2 separate regions of the Homo sapiens genome follow, and region 1 is linked to region 2. Evidence: chromatin loops called from intact Hi-C (ENCODE). Cell type or tissue: psoas muscle. All regions are shown on one strand. Each heading gives the region's core, and the rest is flanking DNA. Links, peaks and the distances in the headings are about the cores only.

Region 1 (2,817 bases), core at 129-2,628, 110 kb after region 2:
AGACTCCATGACTCTCTAATTTCAATTCTTCTGTGTGACCTTCACCACAAGCTTCCTTTTGCTTGAGGGACGTTTAGTAAGACTGTTTCATGCAGCTACAACAGCCTCAGTAGAGTCAGTGTGACTGGAGAAAGATACCTATGGAGAGGGAATGTGTTTGAAGCCCTCACTCATTGCTCCAAACCAACACTCTACCCTTTTCCACCCTGTTCTGGGTCTTGGAAGTGCCAATTTGTGTGGACCTCATTACTGACTCCCATCCACTAGCTTCTGGTAGGCTTTGGCCCTTGGGAGCCATCAGAAAGGCAAGAAATCAGACGGCAGGAGTAGAGGGATACTGGTATTTATTTTCAGTTTTCTCTCTCCACGTTGCCCTAGGTTGGCTCCATCCCTTCACCAAAGGCCACAGCTCCAGCCAGACGGTGTCCTCTCCATGGAAAACTACCTTTTCTAGGCTCAGGGAAACAGCTCCCTTTCCTTGCCTCTTTGGGACTAGGGATGGGAAGGGCCCCCACTGTTGCTAGTCCCAAGGGACTGCACTCTCCTCCTTGGTTTCTCTAAACCTGCCCACACCTTTATAAAGAGTCGCTGTTATTAAAGTCCTGTTACATTACCCAGGCATTCTAAGAGCCTGACTGATACAGGAAGGCAGTACAGCATAGATGGGAAGGGACATTTTGAAACTGGAGGGACAGGAAATGAAAGTGGTTTATGCCTTATAATTGCAGACCGTGGTGCTGTACTACTGCAGGGAGCATTTTTCACATTGGGAAGCAATTATGTAACCTATGCCTATATATATATATTTGTCATTTTGGTAACTATTTTGAACTTCCTTGTTGAGATATAACATACATACAGAAAAGTGCACATGTAACATATTACACAGATCAGTAAACTTTCACTAACTGAACACGCCCATGTAACCAGCGCCTATATCAAGAAGCAGGATTACTAGCATCCCAGAAGCTTCCCTTGCATCTTTAGTCACTAACCATTTCCCCCAAGGATTACCACTATTCTAGCTTCTAACACTATGGACTCATTTATCCTGTTTCTGAACTTTATACACATGGAATGGAACAACGTGCTCTCTTTTGTATTTGGCTTCTTCCATCCTATATTGAGATAATAAGACTTACGTATGTTGCTTCAGCATGTAGTTGTAGTTTACTTATTCTCTTTACTGTAGGTGTTCTATGTGAAAACAACCAAAATTTATGTCTTCATTCTATTGTTGATGGGCATGTGGATAAATGCCAGTTTGAGCTACAAACATTCTAGTACCTGTCTTTGGGTGAACAAAAGTATATACAGTTGACCCTTGAACAACCTGGGTTTGAACTGCACAGATCCACTTACATGTGGATTATTTTCAACCAAATGGGGATGGAAAATACAGTGTTCATATGATGCAAAGCTCAAGGATACAAAGGGCTGGCTTTTTCTATACTCAGGTTTCACAGGACTGACTTCAAGACTTGAGTATACACAGATTTGGGTAGAAGCAGAAGTCCTAGAACTAATCCCTTGCCTATACAAAAGGACCACTGTATTTCTGTTTAATAGATACTTAAGAATGGAATTGCCAAGTCAGTGTATGCATACAGCTTTAGTACATACAGCCAAATGGTTTTCTAAAGTGGTTATACCAGTTTACACTGCCACCTGCTGGGCGTGAGAACTTCAATGGGATCATACATTTTCCGTGGTACCAGTCCAGGATTTTCCTGTGTTCCCAAGGACCCCAGGCCTAAGGAGGGGTCAGGCAGAGAACTCTATTGATCCAGAGTTTGGGATTTATAGTCCAGGATTGAAGGGCAAAACAGGGAAGATGTGACCCAAGAGTGGAGGCTGTCACACACTGGAGCTCTTGGCAGGATTGGAAATTGGGGTCATTGAGAGAAAACTTAGAAGCAGACATTAGAAGTTTAGGTTAGTTTGAAGGGCAAGTGCAAAGACATAAGAAAGAACATGAGAGAGTGAAGGTATGACTATTTTGGTTAGAGAATGACATATATGGAGTTTAAGATTGCTGAACTTTGGAGCAGTGTTGGATGAGCTGAGACCCAGGATGAGAACAGCTTTGTGGTGTAGGAGGGTGTACTCAAGGGCAACTTGGTGATGGCTGTGAGAATAAAGAAAGAGAGAGCAAACAAGGAACAGGTTATTTCGGGAAGATGAACTAGAAATAGCCTGAAGAGGCAAGGGAGAGCTGAGTTTGTAAACAGCCTCTGTCCTCCAATCCTTCAGAAACCATTGTTATTTAAAAGCTTCTTTTTATACTTTTTTCTCTAGTTCCTTTTTTTTTTTGGACAGAGTCTTGCTCCAGGCTGGAGTGCAGTGGTGCCATCTCGGCTCACTGCAACCTCTGCCTCCCGGCTTCAAGCGATTCTCCTGCCTCTGCCTCCCGAGTAGCTAGGACTATAGGCACCGGCCACCACACCCGGATAAGCTTTGTATCTTTTGTAGAGACAGGGTTTTACCGTGTTGGCCAGGCTGATCTCGAACTCTTGTTCTTTTTTAACTAATAATGGCAGTTCTCCTCATTCTCTTCCGTGTTACCATTTTGTCAAAATTGCTTGACTCTATCTTCTTTGGTGTTCCTTTTCCTTTTCTTCCTCTTCATGCTAAACTATCTGGTTCATTGCCTCTGGGTCTTTAGGATTAAAAGAAACAAAACCAAAAACAAACCAAAAAACACCTTTCCTGATATTATTATCTGTCATCCAAAACCTTAGATCTACTACCAATATTTAGAATATTTATATATTAATATTTCCATCTACTCTTGAGTTCATCTTATTTGTCCTCTAA
Region 2 (2,817 bases), core at 257-2,756:
GTCACCTAGGCTGGAGTGCAATGGCGCGATCTCGACTCACTGTAATGTAACCTCTGCCTCCTGGATTCAAGCGATTCTCCTGTTTCAGCCTCCCAGGTAACTGGGATTACAGGTGCACCCACCACATCCAGCTAATTTTTCATATTTTTGGTAGAAATGGGGTTTCACCATCTTGGCCAAACTGGTCTCAAAATCCTGACCTCAAGTGATCCACCTTCCTCAGCCTCCCCGAGTGCTGGAATTAGAGGCGTGAGCCACCGCGCCCAGCTGAAAGAAGATTTAGTTGAGAGCTAAGGTGCACATAAGGGGACAACAAGTTAGAGGTGTTCATACCTAAAGAGCTATAATGTCCTCTGGCCAATAGGTTATCTGCAGAAATGAAGGTGGAGCATACAATTAAAATCTTGAAAATGATGAAGGGTAGAAATGGGCTCTTTAGGGATTCAGAACATACCAGGAACATAAAGTGTTTGCTGTAGCACTAAAGGCCCATTCATCTAGGTATCTGATCTGGAACAATCTGGCTATCTGCATGATACCTACTCCCCTCTCCTCCACCAATCACCAGCATCAAATGGCAGCCAGGGTGTAAAAACAGTGAAAGGGGACAGGATTCTCAGACAACTCTATAAACCACTACAACCATTGTGATAAACCACAGCTTGCTGGTAAGCTAGTTTTCACTTCTCATTAGTTGTTAATCACTTGCTTAATATTTGAGACTGCCTACAATTAGTGAAACCCCCATATAAGACTTATGATGCTTTCAGTATATTTTTTATTTACAAATACATTAAATTCACAGCAATGAGCAGGGAGGAATAGCAAAAGACATAAGATACTTACGCATACCTGTTTCGGCCTTCTGACTGCAGATCCACTCCTGACTCAGTTACGCTGTTAGCAGCCCAGCTCTTGGATATAGGTCAAGCTGACCTTGAATGGTTTGGTGGGGAAGGTGGTAGGATTTGCAGAATGGAAACTTTAGAACTCAATTATGATCCATGGGTTCATTAAGAATTACAGTATTGTTTTTGGGGTGTGTGTTTTTACAAGACTGGAGAAGTCCAGCAAAATGAGTGTTATTTTAGGTGATATAGTTGGAAAAGAAAAAGGAAAACGATTGTTCTGTTTACCATGTCAGTTCATTTCATAGCACAGTTGAAGACCACGTGCAGTCTTTTCTATTGTGTACACAGAAAAAATGCCACAATTCAAACTGCTGTATTAAAAATTGAGGATAAAAAATAACTTTTGAATGTTGATGATGAGAATTCAGAAATGAAGAATTCACAAATACCTAAAGCCAACATTGTCATTGTAAAAGAAAAGGCATAGTACAATTCCAGTAAACTTCATAAAGTTTCATTATCACAAGAGCTGGGTTAATTGGTTTTTAATATTCTATCTAATGTTCTTCTCATGATTAAATTACATTCAGTGGAAGTTTTTAAAAATTACAATTTTTTCAAATCACAACAGCAATTAAGACCAAAAAGAATCCGTTTTACACTGTGTCCAAAAGGCCAGCAGATGGCGCCCAGCAAGCCCAATAGGCAAAATGAGAACATTTGATGTAACATTCCCTGCATCCAAGTTATTTTAGGCCTAATTTTGCAGGAAGCAATTAAAAAAACTTGATGGCTTTAACTAATACTATGCTAGATAGAATAATCTGATGGCTAGATCCAGCTGTTTGGGAAGTTCTAGGAAGCTTGCTTGCCTTTTTGCCCTTAACCTTACTTTGTGTGTGTGTGTGTGTGTGTGTGTGTGTGTGTGTGTGTGTGTGTGTGTGTCAGTGTTTTCTTTTCTTGGCCTTTAAGCTACTCTAAAAGATTACAGTATTTATAATGAGGTAGAAGCATAGCAAGTTCTCCCTCTTCTGTTCATTAATCTCTTGCTGTCATTCTATACTGAGAACTAAATTAAAGAAAACTGAACTAACCCAGCTAATCTCAACCATTAGTAGGTCACGGATGTGTTTTTGGAGGATATAGACTCTTTTGCCCTCTAATTTTTTTGTTTTTCTTACCTCCAGAACTGTAAGATGCCCTCTAATTTTGGACAAGTGAAATGACAGCTGTTAACCTTTTATATACCTGACATGAAAATCAGCCAAGGACATGCCACGGGGCGTGCATGGCTCATGCCTGTAATCCCAGCACTTTGGGAGGCTGAGGCGGACATATCACTTGAGGCCAGGAGTTGAGACCAGCCTGGGCAACATGGTGAAACCCCGTCTCTACTAAAATACAAAAATTAGTCGGGCATGGTGGCGTGGGCCTGTAATCTCAGCTACCTGGGAGGCTGAGGTACGAGAATCCCTTAAATCTGGCATGCGGAGGTGAGCCGAGATCACACCACTACGCTCCCCCTTGGGCAACAGAGTGAGACTGTCCCAAAAAAAGAAAAAAGAACAACATGCCAGGCATGATGCCCCAAGCTAGTTGACCTCAGTGATCCTCAAGGGTGTGCCTCACGCCCTCCAAATGTTCCCCTCATCCGTGATCACACACTGGAAATCCTGATAGACAGTACTGCCCAAGCTGGGGCACTAATTCTTGACTTGAAGAATTGCTTAGTAGAGTACTAGGCAAGACTTTAAAGACTTCACATCTAAATTGAATGCCACAGTTAACTGACAGTAATCTTAGAATCAATCATTTAATGTTTCTTCATTTATAAAATGATCTCATAAAGTTGCTATGAAAGCAAAACAAAATGAAAAATATGAAACTTTTGAATAATTTAAGACCATACTTTTGAGAGAAGAATATGAAAAGCATAATCCACATTAAGATTGCCTCTAAACTTTTT

What was found. Peaks named below come from ENCODE experiments on the same cell type or tissue, not always from the same donor. Only the 100,000 strongest peaks of a DNase experiment are listed, where the experiment ranks them.
Region 1: it touches region 2 in a loop (4-fold over the local background); 18 of 110 quality-filtered maps call a loop at or near these places.

Annotation. Positions count from the first base shown.
Region 1 is chr20:10,315,685-10,318,501 of GRCh38, reverse strand. No RefSeq gene overlaps it. Among named protein-coding and RNA genes, the nearest start is that of SNAP25-AS1, 98 kb to the right of the region's middle. In psoas muscle, for the core only: a CTCF peak has its summit at 1,646 (motif pointing left); no DNase peak of the experiment used is centred there.
Region 2 is chr20:10,426,009-10,428,825 of GRCh38, reverse strand. The region is part of intron 1 of MKKS (MKKS centrosomal shuttling protein); the gene reads left to right. All of the region lies in intron 1 of LOC128706665, which reads left to right. The region is part of intron 1 of LOC128706666; the gene reads left to right. Among named protein-coding and RNA genes, the nearest start is that of MKKS, 6.8 kb to the left of the region's middle. RefSeq lists a silencer at 514-563. In psoas muscle, for the core only: a CTCF peak has its summit at 1,526 (motif pointing right); a DNase peak (open chromatin) is centred at 1,545.